Linked DNA regions of Mus musculus: region 1 is linked to region 2. The links are chromatin loops, found by intact Hi-C in ENCODE. Cell type or tissue: gastrocnemius. All regions are shown on one strand. Each heading gives the region's core, and the rest is flanking DNA. Links, peaks and the distances in the headings are about the cores only. Region 1 overlaps Gm39609 (a long non-coding RNA gene). Region 2 holds the start of Tmem17 (transmembrane protein 17).

What was found. A loop is a pair of places that touch in the nucleus more often than their neighbours do. Peaks named below come from ENCODE experiments on the same cell type or tissue, not always from the same donor. Only the 100,000 strongest peaks of a DNase experiment are listed, where the experiment ranks them.
Region 1: it touches region 2 in a loop (5-fold over the local background); 2 of 42 quality-filtered maps call a loop at or near these places.

Annotation. Positions count from the first base shown.
Region 1 is chr11:22,433,032-22,441,364 of GRCm38, forward strand. All of the region lies in intron 2 of Gm39609 (a long non-coding RNA gene), which reads right to left. Among named protein-coding and RNA genes, the nearest start is that of Gm39609, 6.1 kb to the right of the region's middle. In gastrocnemius, for the core only: a CTCF peak has its summit at 4,740 (motif pointing left); DNase peaks (open chromatin) are centred at 4,729, 5,059, 5,830 and 7,740; H3K4me3 peaks cover 887 bases; H3K27ac peaks cover 4,550 bases.
Region 2 is chr11:22,507,273-22,515,605 of GRCm38, forward strand. Tmem17 (transmembrane protein 17) reads left to right here and starts at 5,011. Exons shown (of 4, transcript NM_153596.3): 1 at 5,011-5,311. The coding sequence starts at 5,212. Gm46274 (a long non-coding RNA gene) reads right to left here and starts at 2,251. Exons shown (of 2, transcript XR_001780167.2): 1 at 540-2,251; 2 at 1-419. In gastrocnemius, for the core only: a CTCF peak has its summit at 5,189; a DNase peak (open chromatin) is centred at 5,398; H3K4me3 peaks cover 1,505 bases; H3K27ac peaks cover 2,229 bases.

The DNA of each region.
Region 1 (8,333 bases), core at 97-8,096, 74 kb before region 2:
TCTTTCCTTAGTTTCAGTGGTCAGAGTACTCTCTGCATGCAAGCTTCCCTCTTGCAGGGATGGTGCCCAGATATCTGGTGTTTGAACCTGCCTCCTGGCAGAAGTTGTGTCCCACTCACCAGAGGACTTAGGATCCCGTGGCGGATCCTGTGTGGGTCCTTGTGGGTGTCCAGAGACTCCCCTGGGCCAGGGACCACGGTGCTGCAGTGGGCCGGCCTGAAGGGACTTGAGCCTTATTTATAATTTCTAAAAGACCTTTAGGAAACTCAATGGGCCAGGTCATAAAACAATTCTGGGGAACACAGGACTCTATAGTCAGGCCACGTGGCAATGCTGCAGTGAGTCTGGCGTGAAGTCAGCTACAGTGCTCAGACTACAGGGACACTCTTCACCTTCCAGCTTGTCTCCAGCTCTCAGGTGTAAACTTAGAGGAAAGTCCGGTAATGTGAAATGAGTGTCCTCGATGATCATGAAGCAAGAACTTCACCAGAAAATTATCATGTAGCAGATCTGACCTACGCATGCTCAGGCAAGCATCCATATTTAAGGTTGATGAGAAGGTTAAACAGCACTGAAACCTGGCTTGAAGGCCAATATGTCTATTGTGGAGGTTCATTCACCTGTCTGACTCCAACTGCCTTCTATATCCCCTGATAGCTCTCCTCAAATTTCTGTTTATCATCACCATGGGAACTGTCTTTGCATCTCTCTTCTGTGTTGGATCATGTATCAAGGTATAGGCTCCATAATTTGCAAAGTAAAAATGCAGGGTCCCTTTCCTTAAATTTTAAGCATTTTAAGACAGTGTCATAAAGCACTAAACAAAGTATAGGACCTTCCTATGTGTGGGATCCTATGTGATGACATAAGTTGTTTTGAACTTGGGTCAGAGAGTTTCTTCCCGGTGGCAAAATCTCAGATGTAAATGCTTTTACTTCTACTGCTCAAATTTTGTTACAAGGTCAAGCTTGAGTGAAGTGCCCTTTCCTATGGCCTTGCCTCCTAAAACGTACCTCAAAAGGACCCCTTTGGAAGACACAATGAACCTCCTAATTAGTGGCAGATAATAACTTGTTGTATTCAAGTACACCCCTATGATAGGTCTCAAAGCAGGAACAAATTGGCTGAGGTGCCTATTACACGTATCAAAGTGGACCTGGCTCCCAGGTTGTCCCTCAGTCCCTACATGTTACAGGGTATGGCTGACATACCCTGCCCCCTACTCTTAACTTCAGCCCAGGGACTAAGCCGTCATTTCCCAAGCTGCCTTTCCCTTATAATTCAAGCATTTTGGTTACCTGGCCAGAAGAGGCCAGAAGAGGCCAGGTAACCAACCTTTACCCTCTTGGCCAGTCTCTTGGCCCAGGCTACCTCTCTTTGTTGATCCTCTCTCCTCTGCTCCCCATGCTGTGGCACAGCTCTGTCTGGACATGTTCACTCTGGACTCTCCCTCATTTTTATCTACAATAAACCTTCTCCTCCATCATACCTATGAGCAGTCATGTTCTTCCTTTTTTGTTTCTTTTTCATTCACCTGTGTTCACCTTAGTATCACATTAGTCCTTCGCCAAGCTCATTTGGCATTTACACTTCTCCGCAGCTAAGAGAGATTAGTAGGGATGCTGACAGAACACATACTCCCACTTGCTGTACTTACAACTTTACTATTTGGTGGAAAAGACAAGAAAAGGAGAGCTCTTATAATGTGGGGCACATGGGTTCACAAAGAAGGTATCTCTAAATGAAATAGGACCAGTTAATAATGACAATAATTTCAAGGATTGGGTAGCTTTAAATTAGACATTTAGAAGCTTTTTTGAAGAAGAAAAAAAAAAGCATTAACTCCTTACTTGGTCCACAAGGCTAACAACACAGAGTTGTCACTGGCCTTAACCTATATTCACCTTGGATTCTAGAAAGAGCAAAATTCCACAGGACAAACTCACCTCTCCTACCGTGAGGATATTTACCTACAGGGTGAGACTGCTATCTGGGCACAGGAGTCATCTTGTAGCAAGCACCATGCTCCCTTGAGGATGACTGGTGAAGAGACTTAACAATTCATGGACCACCTTCAGTGGTGGGCAGGATGGGGTGGTATCTCGACTAGGACTGCTTGATTATGTTCACCTCTCTCCCTTTACTTAAATCGAGTGGATGTCAGCATCCCAAAGATGGACTAGGCTCACTGGACCCCTTTATCTCTTCTTCCCAGTGTGGACACAGTGAATACATCTTTTCACAGCTCCTTGACTAGAAAGTGGGGACAGGTAGCTAGGCATGCCTGTTAGGATGGCTAGAGGTGAGAAAAGCTCTTGTACTGTGGTGGTTTGAATATGTCTAGACTATGGGAAGTGCCACTATTAGGAGGTGTGGCCTTGTTGGAGTAGGTGTAGCCTTGTTGAAGGAAGTATATCACTGTGGGGGTGAGCTTTGAGGTCCTGTGCTCAGACCCCACCCAGTATGTGGAAGAGAATCTCCTACTGCTGCCTTTGGATCAAGATGTAGAACTCTTGGATCCTCCAGCACTGTGTCTGGCTAGATGGTGCCAAAGTCAGCCCCAACTTTAGCAATCAATCAGGTGAAAAGAGGCCTCTGAGCAAAAGCCACTAGTAGCTATCTGGAGAATGGAAGGGAAGGATGGGATGGATGGATGTTCCCACATCGCTGCCTCTGCCCTAGCTTTCCACTGCTATTTTGTAAGGAAGAAGTGTTTGATGATTGGCTTATCAGAGGCAGGAAAATCTGAAAGCTATGGCAACATACCACTACATATAGTACAGAATTTAACTGTATGAGAGTTCTTGAACTCTGAACAAAGAGAGAAATCCTTCCTGTCCTTTATGACTCCAAGTAACTAGGGTCTTAACAGAGAAATCATGTGTATGTGACCCTGTGACATGCAGAATTCTCTTAAGGAACCCCATAAGATGATGTGTTCCTGATTTGCTCATATAAGAGGTTCTCATAAATGTCTTATTCCATACCTGAACTACTAGTTTCCTTTCTAGTTGTTTGTATCAGGACCTCCAAAACCTGTGACATCACATAAGCGAGACATGCAGACCTGTTGCCAAGGCAACAGCCACCATATTCCCAGAATCCACTTGGCTCACTTCCCACCTTTACCTGTGTTACATTATCACCTATACATAAAGAAAGCCCCCCCCCCAATCTCTCTTTCTCTCTTTCCCCCTTCTCTGCCACCACCTTGCTCCTCTCTCTACCAATAAACCTCACATGGAACTGTGTGGCCTGGTGTGGTCCTTCTGAAGCCCCGAGACATTCAAGATCACAACACTAGTCGCTGTGATAAAATACCCTGAAAAGGCCACTGAGTGAGGAAGGGTTCATCTTAGTTCACAGTTCCATGTTATATGGTGATTGCTACAGGGAAGTCACGGCAGTGAGAACTTAAAATAGTTGATTATGTCATATCCACAACCAAGAGCAGAGAGAAATGGATGCATATATATACTCTCTGCTTATCTTCTCCTTGTTTGTACAACCCAAAGCCTAGAGACAGGAAAGAGTGTCACCCACACACCATTTAGGCTGGGCCTTCACACATCAATCCCCCAATCTGATGGATAGATAGTCCCTCATTAAGACCCCCTTCCCAGGTGATTCTCCATTGCATCCAATTAGTATTTAACCATCACAGGGACACCATATACCTTTGGAGGTGGCTCTCTAAGGCATGAGAGGAGCTATCTGCCATTGGTAATACTCTAAGAAAGACTCTGACCCAAATTTTCCTCTAGCATTGATCCCTGTTTCAGCCACCAAATTAAGTCTCTAACCAAATGAGTCTGAAGACAGCAGGGGCCAAACAAAAGCAATGTTATATAGACTTTCTGAAGAAACTGAGAAGCAAACCTAGAAGTGCTTCGTTTTTACATTTTTCTAAAACCTTTTTTTTTTTTTAATCACTGTTTTTGAAATGTCTAATTTGAAATGTGTGAGTGTGAACATTTGGGGGCTTGAAGTTTTGCCTATAACGGATGTTCCCACTTTCTTTTCTCTCTCTCTCTCCTCTCTCTCTCTCTCTCTCTCTCTCTTTTCTCTGTTGTTGTTGTTTCCTCTTTAGCTGCTGACTTTTTAAAGTTGGTTTTTTTTTTCATTTTTCTTTATTGCACATGCTCACATGCATGACTTTCAATATCAGCTACCTTTCCTTGATCAATCTTCCATTGCTTCTGGAGCTAGGATCTCTCATTGAACCTGTAGCTCTCCCATTTGCCCAGCCAGGCTGGCCAATGAGCTTCAGAAATCCACCTATCTCTACCCAAACCCCAAGGCTGGGGTCACAGGCACTCAGCAGCACACTGGATTAATCTGTTTCTCAAGAATAATTTGGATTCAGCTGTCTATCATGATACATTCAGTACTGTTAACAAATGTGTTTTCATAGGTGGATAATGAACAAAGAAACAATTTAGGGTTTCTTTCTGGGTCTTTGCTAAGAATAAAGTGATTAAGAGTTTAAATCCCAGCTGACACAGGCAGTTCTATATTCAGTCAACACGAATTTGTTCTTTGTTTGATGAGGGAAACTACAGGAAAAGCTTGGAGTACTCTGTTCTTGCCGTTCCTTGTGGTGTTTACACAGCCCCAGAGCCAGAGGCAGCAGGAGTGAGTCAGACAGCAGTCGCCTATCACGTGCTGAGCATTACAGGACAGTCTGACTGGGGACAAGGCTGCTGGAACTCCACCACCTGCTGGACAGACCAGAGGGAACAGCAAAGAAACGACCCAAAACTGCCAGTTGACAGCAACTGGTCCTCTGAGGAAAGGATTTTCACTTCAACCAGGACATTTTTCTCCTTCTTGCGTGAGAAGTATTCCACCACACGTAATCTAGGGGAAGCGGAGAATGGGGCGGTCTTCAGCTACCAACAGCAGCAGAAAACCTCCCATATTTTTCAAGCATGACAGAGGAAAGGTTAGAATGGACTTTAACCAGTAGGTCCCTGGTGCCTGCCAATGCTCTGCAAATATAACCCACACACACTGCCAATATTAATTCAGCAACAGTTTTTTTGAGTAGCTGATCCCTGTGGCAGCTGTGAACTGGGGCAGCCGCCAAGAGTACTGGAATTACCTGAGAGACATCCCAGAAGCCCAGGGAACAGTGCAAGGGTGGAGGTGGGCAAGCCCATTATTTAAAGGCTTAGCAGCTAAATTGGAAGATCTGTGACCCCCCATCCTTAGATTTAAAGGGACAACACAGACTAGCTAGGGATTCTGCTATTTAAAGGTATAAAAAGCCCCAAAACAGATATCCCAGGCTACTCATGGGAACATAACAATGTCATCTTTTAAATATTTTTCTTTCTGCCTGGGATGTGTGGGGCATACAAAGTGGAATCATAAAAATTAAAAAGTTACTCTAATCCCTTAGAATTCATAGCTTTCCCTTATTTTACCCTCCTGTGCCTGGAAATGGGTCTTTAACCTTCTTTACGAATGAAGGCACTGGCTCTTGGGGCTGCTCAAGGCTATCCAGTTAATAAGTGACAGAAATCACAGATCTAGGTCTGACCCTAAGCCAGTAACCTTTCTTGGTGCTTCACTTCCTTCACAGAGATGAGGTGAGTGTCCCTCCCACACTCTCAGCAAAGAGGCCCTGTCTAGATACAGAAATTACCTGCTGTGCCTGTAAGTGACTGCCTTCACTGCTTTTCTACCACAAGACATTGCTCACACTGTCCTCCTTATGCAATGGCTTGCTGTGACTGTGGAGTAGTTTTATTGTTTTGTTTTGATTTTGATTTTTTTTTTTTTCTGTTTGGGATCACACTGGCCAGCTGGCTCATGTTCAGACCAAGCCATCCAACTGTGCTTGACTGAGAGGCTGTAGTCCCCACTCAACAAACACTCTGAGGTTACTGTAGTCACTTAAGCCAAGGTTATCCAGTCAGTCTGTGGGTATTTAATAAGCACCACTACCTTCCTCTGGGCCAGCCTCTTCTCTCCTCCACCATATGTGTGGGGTTTCTCCAAACATGATTCAGATCTAGTCACTCCTCGCCTTAACAGCGCCCCTGCATCTTCGCAGTGAAGATAAGACTTGTCACTCAGGTCTGCCCATGTGGCTCTGGACTAGAAGTAAACTGAGATCCTGAATCAGAGCTCGTTTGTTTTGATAGAGCTTCGAGAGTAAAAACTTCTGCCTGCCTTGTCTGTGCAAATCACGAGAGCCTAGGTCTCCTCCTCGCCCCAAGACAGGGAAGTGTAGGCCTACAGGGCCCTGACACCGCCAGCGTTCATGTGTTAAAGTTGGCTGTGAATTTCCTGGTGGCCAAGGGAAAAAGGAAAACAGACACATTATCTGCATTTTTGTTAACAGAAAAAATAAAACTTACAAAGCCTCTTACTTATGAGACAGTCTTAATATTTTTATGTTACTATTTTATATTCTTCACATCCTTAATTGTAAAATTACTACATATTTTTGCTACCAAAATCAAATAGCATAAATATCTACAGAACAAAATGTATACATTTCTCTTATCTAAATCTACTTCCCCTTCTCCAGGAGACAAAAATCCCTTGTCTTAGTCAGGGTTTCTATTCCTGCACAAACATCATGACCAAGAAGCAAGTTGGGGAGGATAGGGTTTATTCGGCTTACACTTCCATACTGCTGTTCATCACCAAAGGAAGTCAGGACTGGAACTCAAGCAGGTCAGAAAGCAGGAGATGATGCAGAGGCCATGGAGGGATGTTCTTTACTGGCTTGCTTCCCCTGGCTTGCTCAGCCTGCTCTCTTATAGAACCAAGGCTACCAGCCCAGAGATGGTCCCACCCACAAGGGGCCTTTCCCCCTTAATCACTAATTGAGAAAATGCCTGACAGTTGTATCTCATGGAGGCATTTCCTCAACTGAAGGTCCTTTCTCTGTGATAACTCCAGCTGTGTCAAGTTGACACAAAACTAGCCAGTACATCCCTATACAAATTATTTCTAGATTTTTGTTGTTTTCCAATTAGAACTATCACACAGCTGAGATAGAGTCCGGCTTTACCTGTTTGGTTACTAAAACCAACCCATGTTCTTCTGTGACCTCCATATTCACCTCACATGGTACCAAGGAAGACTTTATCAATATAAACACAATCTCTAGATTTCATTTTAATGTCTTTTTGGTATTTTGTTTCTCTCTTAAAGCTGTTCCTGCTTTTGAATCTTATAGTGAGCAAGCTGTGAAGACATTTTGAAGTGGAAAATTAAGGGTTCTTTGGAAAGTTGAAAAGTTAGTTTGCATGGTGTTTTGCTGGGGCAAACAACAGAAGTATTTTCCTGAAGTGGACACAGGTGAAAGGCTAAGGCAGACTTGTGGAGGAATGTTTAGCTGAAGCAGACACAGGGGAAAGAATGTTCTGCTAATGTGAAAGGACATGTGATAAAGGATTCTTCAATAACAACACACATGTATTGGTCTGCCTTACATTGCATAGTTGAGCTGTATTCATCAGGACTCCATAGAGAGAAATGCACCAAAAAACTTCTGGTGGTGTGTGGCAGTTTTGCTGCTTCTACGGACTAGGGCTGATTGGCAGAGTGATAGACACAAGTGCTGAGGAGAGACATGTGGAGGACATGTGATGTTGGGGGAGGGTATAAATAGGACTCTCAGGCAGTAATGAGGGCTGAGCAAGGCTTGCTCATAGAGCTAGCTGTGCAGCGATTGTGGGCCCTCATGTCTTTGCTGAGAGAGGCACAGCCAAGAACTTCTGGCATTCCTCCCAGTTCTTCCTGCTGATGTGTACCAAGGCTGAGGCCTGGCTATCTCTGCTTGATCATGTCACCACTGCTGCTAATCCAACTCTACTGAACTGCTGATTTCCAGACAAAACAGACAGTCATTGCTCCCCAAAACCATTTCTTAGAAGGTCCATTTCTCCATATTCTTTCTTCCCCACTACCTTTGGTAGGTGGTAGACTAAAAGGGAGGTTAAAATATTTAAGAACCATCATTAAAAATAGGTTTTGAAAAAAATTAAAGTTACAACACATTGATTTTTAGACTGGGAACTACAAGAACACATGGCTTATACATTTAAGAGTGATGAGTTAATTTCCAAAGAGTATGTGGATTCACCATCTCATCACTGGGGTCTGGACATTTTCCCACTCCCTTGCCAACCCTAGATTTTAGCAACCTTTTTCACTGTCTGGTACAAACCTTAAATTAATGTCTCCTAACTAGCTTGGCATGCTTTATCAAGAACACAGACCAATGGGGTACCCTGGGCTTAGGTTGTGTTCTGTGGAATCCTAAGAATTCTGAGGATGGGTCTGAGGAACAGAGGGCAACACCATCCCAC
Region 2 (8,333 bases), core at 221-8,220:
GATGCAGGGCTGTAGCAGGGTTGAGGCAGGGTTGTGGAACAGCTGAGGCAGGACTGAGGCAGGGTTGTGGAAGGGCTGAGGCAGGGCTGAGGCAGGATTGTGGAAGGGCTGAGGCAGGGCTGAGGCGGGGTTGAGGCAGGGCTGTGGCAGGGCTGAGGCGGGGCTGAGGCAGGGCTGAAGCAGGACTGAGGCAGGACTGAGGCAGGGCTGTGGCAGGGTTGAGGCAGGGCTGAGGCAGGGCTGTGGCAGGGTTGAGGCAGGGCTGAGGCAGGGCAGTTTCCCTCCTGCATTAGCATTTCTTGGTGGAATGTTGGAGCTGTAGGTGGTAGAGTACTCACCACCACCTGGGGCATCCATGCTGACAGCCTATTTTACTCACAGCGTGTATTGAACTGGGGAAAAGAACAATTCTGTGCTACCTGAAAACAAAACACAGTGAGAAAGGAGATCACAATCTTCTGTTTTACAAAGCAAACATCTTAAAATCAAGAGAGCTGTGTTATTCAACAACGGAGATAAAATAAATAATTCAAACTTACCTGAATAAACTTGTCCATTTACAGCATTTCTTCTCTTACATCCTTGATGGATTGACGAGCAGAATGAAACAAACTGTAAGCATTGCAGAGGATGCCATTGAAGGCAAAGCAAAGTGTGAGGCAACTAAAGACAGAACCACAGCAAAAAACAAGCCTGAGGAGCAGGCATTAATGCATCTGTATTTAGTAGGAAAGCAGAATTTTATTACAACCAATAACAGGATACATTCAATAAAATGACTCTGCCTCGCCCAGATTCACATCTTTTATTTGACAGTTCTGAGATTTCCTTAAGCAGGGTGTTGCTTTCCTGATATTTTCCCTTATCTTGAAATTTCCCATATCCCACATAGTGTTGCACAGTGCAGCAGCTGTCTGACACGACAGGCGAGCAGTATACCGCTGACACAAACGTGCCACAGAGACACTCCACAGATCCAAATACACACACACACACACACACACACACACACACACACACACGCACAGAGAGAGACAGACAGACAAACAGACAGACAGAGACAGAGAGAGAACATTTTAAAGGGGATTATTTTTTCTAAGAAAAATACTCAATGAGGATGACTTTGAAAGCAAAATATTACCTGGTCTTGAAACATCACTTAATATAAGTCTAAATTTCCTCTAAGAGATCTTTCTTTCTCTGTCATTCATAGAGGAATGTGTTTACCTGTTCTAGCCGCCCCCCCCCACAGGTCGCCCATGGTCTGTCCATCCTTCCGAATGTTAATTAGCTTTCCCTTTCCGAAGGGGAGGAGTCTGGTGGAATTTTCCAAAAGGTCCTGAACTGATCTTTTCAACACTTTCAAGGTTATTTCTACATGGTGTTAACTTCTTATCTCTGTCGGCCTGCCCCAAGTACATTCCAATTAGCAGCACCTCTGGCCTTGAGCTTCATCATCCCCTCTATAAAAATCTTGGTTCCCTTAAGAGATGAAAAGTGATTCTTGTTTACATTTATTTTTTAATGGCAAGACTTCACGTGGCTTTAGTCATGGATTGTGTATTCAACAGAATGCATTTACCCAGGAGCTGGCTAAGTCTTTGAACTAGCTGTGGGGGAAGTGATCGGGCTTTTCCTTTCCTTTATTCTTATAGTTATCCATCTCTGACTCTACTCTAAGGCAAACACCTAAGACGAAAGACTTCAATGAGTGGTAGGTGAGAGACAGACACACTAACACACAATTATAGGACAGAGAGCCCAGTGCTGTGGCTAGAGCAGGTAGGAAATTGTCAAGAGCCTCCAAGTAGCCTTAGGGCGGTCCTGAAAGCCTTTTTTGAAGATGCTGGGGCTTGAGTTCCACCCTGATCTGAAGCAAAAGTTTGCCAGCTTCTCCTAGCCATCTCTGACTAGAATTTACAGAGGACTGTAGTCAGAGAAACTGTGTGGCTGGTCTTTTCTTCTTTGTGGGTTATTCTTTCTCCCACTCTTTATCTCTTCCCCTTCCATTTTACCCCCTTGTTGTGGATTGCCCTGGTGCTGTTTGTATTTTGATGATAAAAGAGAGATATCTGAATCTAATTTCTTTCTTGTTTCTTCTTTGAGCACGACTGCTAACAAACTGCATCCAACCCCCATGAACAACCAACCACCACCCACACTGCTTCTCAGGAACCTAGTATTTATATACCTGTACCAGTAAATTATTAATTCTCTCTAACCCCCCAGCAGGAGCACACAGTTCTTCTACACCCACCCAAATGTTTTGGATTAACAAATGAAGCACACACATACACACACACACACACACACAGAGGCAGGCAGCTTTATTTTTAATATGCCTTAAACAGCACAATGGCTGGGCATTTCCAAACCTTTCTGTGACTAGCATACTCTCCCCTCTGATATTCCTAAATTATTGTTTTCTGAAATCTGTATTTCATCTCTCCTATTCCCAGACCCAATTGGGGAAGTGGCCCTAGGGCTGCTTCCCTGACTCTTACATGGCTGGATGCTTTGTCTCCTGCTCCCTCAAGTCTGATTTCTCCCGGTTTCCTACCATGACGATTCTAAAAGCCCTTCTCTCTCCTGCTTCCTTGCCTGGGAAATCTAAAGTTCTGTCTCCCTGCCCAGTCATTGGCCGATGGCAACTTTATTTCCTAATCAGAGCCAAGTTGGGGCAGGGAGCCTCAGCACAGACATTTTGGGAGCTGAATCGACACAAATAGCAATGAACCCAATGCACAACACATACTCTGGAAACTCCCAGCATGTGAGGCCTGTGGCAGAGATGTCCCTGCTTTGCTATGACCTGCCTACCCAACATCGCCAGTAATGTATTTAGTAGATGCATTATGGCTATCTTGCATTCTCTAATAGTACAAACATTATTAGGATGACCTGAATCCACGTTACCAGGCTACAGGCACTCATAGTTAGCTCAGAATAGATTCTTTCTTACTCCCTTCAGAACAAGAACTATATTTTATGAAAAGAATTGTAAAATGTTACTGCTTGCCATGATCTTGACTTTTAAAATTGGATTTATTCATTTTACACGAATTTAGCCTGAAGTTTTGTTTGTACACCACTTGTGTGTTCGATGCCCTTGGAGATCAGAAAGAGATTTCTGATGGAGTTAGAGATGGTTGTGAGTCACCATGTGGGTAAAGGGAAATGAACTTGGGTCCTCTGCAAGATCAATGAGTGTTGGCAACCACTGAGATATCTCTAGGCCCAGAACCCTTTACCAGAAAGATTAAAAGGGAAGAGTGGAATATAAGTCTTGGTAAAGCTCACAGAGTGACAGGAATGTTCGAATATAGCTGGAGAGTTTGCTGAAACCTCTTTGAGAAAGCCTTGGCAGATCCCAATAAAATTGGTCTTACATACCACTTGCCTCAGCACTTCCCCGGACACATTCGACATAAACATGTTACACTGGCATAAACATGTATGTTTCAACATAAACATGTAGGTTACACTCTACATAAATGTGTATGTTATACTCAACATAAACATGTATGTTCATCAACAAGCATTTTCACCAAGAGTGGCACTTGTCATAACTGCTCCTAAGTAGAAATTACACAGGAACTTATCAACATGAAAGAAAATTCATAAAAAATGTTGACAGCAAAGTCAGATTTTCTTTTTAAACTTGAATGTGCAATCAGTCTACTATAAAGTATAAAACAGGCCACTGCTTCACAAGCAACTGAGAAAGGGTAGCTCCTGGAGATGATGATACTGTTGACTGACCTGGGACCTAATACATCCGACTGTGCTTTTCTTTATGTCTATTACACCTAATGGTTTGTTTTGGTTTTTGAGGATTTTGCAATGTATCCCAGGCTAACCTTAAACTGGAGATCTCCTGTCTCTGCCTTCTAAATGCTAAAATGATATGTCTTAAGAGAAAGCAGGGAAAGGCTGATATTTTTAGTTTTAAAATCACCTATATTCCAGAAACAACTGCTTTCAATACTTTTAAGTTATTTCCCTGTCTTCTGAAGCAGGTATGCTTGGCTCATCCACCCTCTTAAGAATGTCAAGGGCAATTTTCTGAGGAACATCCTTAGTGAGGTAACCCAATCACAAAAGAAGTCATTAGATATGCACTCACTGATAAGTGGATATCAGCCCAGAAACATAGAACACCCAAGATACAATTTGCAAAACACAAGAAAATCAAGAAGAGGGAAGACCAATGGGTGGATACTTCATTCCTCCTTCTAATAGGGAACAAAATACCCATGAAAGGAGTTACAGAGACAAAGTTTGGAGCTAAGACGAAAGGATGGACTTTCCAGAGAATACCCCACCCAGAGATCCATCCCATAATCAGCCACCAAACCCAGACATTATTGCATATGCCAGCAAGATTTTGCTGAAGGGACCCTGTCATAGCTGTCTCATATGAGTCTATGCCAGTGCCTGGCAAATACAGAAGTGGATGTTCACAGTCATCTATAAAATGGAACACAGGGCCCCCAATGGAGAAGCCAGAGAAAGCACCCAAGGAGCTGAAGGGGTCTGCAACCCTATAGGTGGAACAACAATATGAACTAACCAGTACCCCCAGAGCTCATGTCTCTAGCTGCATATGTAGCAGAAGATGGCCTAGTTGGCCATCATTGGGAAGAGAGGCCCCTTGGTACTGCAAACTTTATATGCCCCAGTACAGAGGAATGTCAGGGCCAAGAAGTGGGAGTGGGTGGGTAGGGGAGGAGGGCAGAGGGAGGGTATAGGGAACTTTCGGGATAGCATTTGAAATGTATATAAAGAAAATATCTAATAATAATAAAAAGAATGTCAAGGGCATTTTTTTAAAATATCTATGTTCGTTTTCCATTTCCCTCAAGAAATGGTGCACCAATTTTGCAGAGGAATTGCTATGGTGTGAGAGCTCCTTGTGGCTCAGCCCAGGTCCGAATGGCTTATTACTTGTGATCATCTTAAGACGACGCGGCTTTAAAGCAAGACGGAGGAACCCGCCATTTTCAGCAGCACTAGGCCACGTTAGGCTGCGGGCCCGTGGCCCTGGCTCGCCTCTCCAAGGGGAAGCCTCTGGAGGATTCTGTAGCGTTCGGGGAAGCCCAGGTACCAGGTCCCTAGGGGCCCCGCACTGCCCGGTTGCCAAGGGAACCGCCACGCGCCGCTGTGCCCGCCGACTAGCGGGTGTGTGAGAGGCCAGCGGGCAGGCCAGGCATGGAGCTGCCGGACCCTGTTCGCCAGCGCCTGAGCAACCTCAGCCTCACCGTGTTCGGCGACTCCAGCCGCACCGGGCCAGAGTCCAGTGATGCGGCCGGTGAGTGGCGAGGGCGCAGGCCCACGCGGGGGTGTGGCTCGCGGGCGGGAGGCCGCACAGGCCGTGCCCGGGTGAAAGATGGCTGCTCCGGCTTCAGCCAGGGCTCTGTGCCCCGGGAGAAACCACGGCCCTGCGGCGGACCCGGGAGACCACGCGCTTCCGCCGCCGCAGCTACTGCACCCGGTGGCGCGGTCGCCGAGCGGATCAGGATGCGGATCAGGAACGCCTTCTTCCCCACGCGGGTCCCCGCTGAGTCCCCAGCGTGACAGCCGCCGGCTCACACAAAACCGGGCTGTGTCCAAACCCCTCCTAGCAGAGCAAGACCGGCTGCTGCCAAACCGACAAGGCCTTCCTCTGCCTGTTCCTTCTTTCTCCCTGTATAAAAAACTCTCCTCCCGAAATCTAAAAACGAAATACCAACGAGTTAACTCCAGCTTCTGCCTCCTCAATCAGGAGGACAGCATACATGGTTGTCTCCTTTGAAATCAAGGAATTGGAAATCCTTTCGATGGCTTGGTTTGGGCTTTCTTATTTTTATTTTTATTTCTTAAATAGGGCATTGAAAAGCAAACCACTTGCCATCATTGCATGTTGTCACCTTGGTCATTCGTGTAATTTACGCTATATGGAGAAAAGCCTGTAAAATTAGGATTTCGTGTTTCCGATTCAAAGTGTGAGCCGTACGGGGCACTAAAATCGAATAATACAAAGTCTCTGGGAAAAAAAGTGTGTGTGGGGGGGGCGGGGGTGACATTTGTTCTGAAGTTCTTTAGAGCCTCAGCAGCCTAGATAGTCGTGATGGTGTGGACAGCAATAGAACTAGGTAAAGACATCAGCCCTGTAATTTCTTATGGTTCTTACGTGTCAGAAAATATTGTTTTCCCAGACATTCAAACGTGAGAAAAGCTGTTTAAGTTCACTGTCTCTGCCAAGACAGGCAATTAATTGGTCAGAAAAATTTGTCTGACCAATTATATAATACTTAAATTTTATCTCATTACAGAACTTAACTGGAACTTTTGTAAAATTTAATGAACTCACACCTTGTGCCTTGTGGTTCCTCTTCATTTGGTCTGATTTTTCAATTGTATAAATTTGATGTGTTGAAGTATGGACATGAGCCTACATAAAATCAAAACCCTGACATTCTAAACAGCCACTCTTCTCAAGCTATATCCCCATAGCCTTTAAAACAAACAACAACAAAATTTATTTGGTTACAATGCAATCAAGAAGTACCTGGGCTATCCTGAAATTTTCTAAGTAGTCCAGACTGGCTTTGATCTTGAAATATTCCTGCTTCAGTCTCTTTGCAAAAAAAAAAAAAAAAGACTACAGTTTCTGCTCTAAAGGTTCTAAAAGTATCAGCTTAGCTAGTGTGTAATTACTTTCCTGTTTTCTTCTTGGCGAATCTGACTGTAAGATCACACCCACAATGGATCAAGAATTGTACTGTTGCCCAAAGTAAAATAATAATAATGAAAAAAATCCTAGTGGATTTTCCTTAGCGCTAACAAATTTTAAAAATTCCTAGCCCAGAGGTAGTAGTGCATGCCTGTACTCCCAGCACGCAGGGGCCGAGGCCAGCCTGGTCTTCAGATCAAGTTCCAGGAGAGCCAGGCCTTTACAAAGAACCCCGACTTGGAAAAAAAAAAATCATTCCTATATTTGGGATAATTTAAGAAGTCAAAGCAAGAAAAAGCAGACCACAATAGTCAGCCTTGCTCTTAAAACTTAATTTGCTTCTAGAGACCATGAATTTTTCATTAATTTATTTATTTTTATTTTATGTGCATTGGCGTTTATGCTTGTATGACTGCATGTATGCTTGTGTTACAGACAGTTGTGAGCTGCCATGTGGGTGCAAGATTTAAGTCCAGGACCTCTGGAAAAGCAGTCAGTGCTCTTACCCGCTGAGCCATCTTCCCAGCCTCCAACCCCATGATTGTTTTAAAAGTATTAAATGTCAATTAAAAAAAAAAAAAAAACTATGCAGAGAAAAACAAAAAACAGTCTCAAGGAATTTGTAATTTCTAAATTCTTACATTTAGAACAACCAATTTAAAATAAGAATGTAGTTAAATTTATAATGTATTTTTAGGGTTCAATTTTTATAATCAAATTCTTGTTGAGGGGGTTGGTGAGATGGCTCAGCAGGTAAGAGCACTGACTGCTCTTCCAAAGATCCTGAGTTCAAATCCCAGCAAACACCTGGTGACTCACAACCACTCGTAATGAGATCTGATGCCCTCTTCAGATAGTAGTGTCAGAAGACAGCTATGGTGCACTTACATATAATAATAAATAAACCTTTTTGAAAAAAAAAATTCTTGCCGGGCGTGGTGGCGCACGCCTTTAATCCCAGCACTTGGGAGGCAGAGGCAGGCGGATTTCTGAGTTCGAGGCCAGCCTGGTCTACAAAGTGAGCTCCAGGACAGCCAGGGATACACAGAGAAACCCTGTCTCAAAAAAAAACCAAAAAAAAAAAAAAAAATTCTTGTTGAAGGACCTTTTCCCTTATACAGAAACAAAAGATGTTGGGTAATCAGTCTGGTAAATGGAACATGTGTGTCACAAATGGCTACATGTACAATGACATGCCTTTGAAATTTTGTTCTTTCTGCTTATGCATGTTTGGTATTCACTGTAGAAAGCAAGATTTAGAACAGGAAATGAAAGTGAAATTTGTGCTTACACCAAGACTTCGTTGTCTACGTATATAAGGAAAGGGCATTGTTTGTTGAGTGCCAACTATGTGTGCCAGGCACAGTGGTAAGAGTGGAGACCCTCACAACAGCCTCAGTGACAGTGAGGGGTCATCAAATCAGAGATGATTAGGTGACCCCAGAAAGATGTAATAATGCATCCCAACTCTGGCACCTGGAATTTCTTGTCTCCTGTCTTACTTAGGGTTTCTATTGCTATGAAGACATACCATGACCACAGGAACTCTTGTAAAGGAAAACATTTAATTTGGGCTGGCTTACAGTTCAGAGGTTTAGTCCATTATCGTCATGGCAGA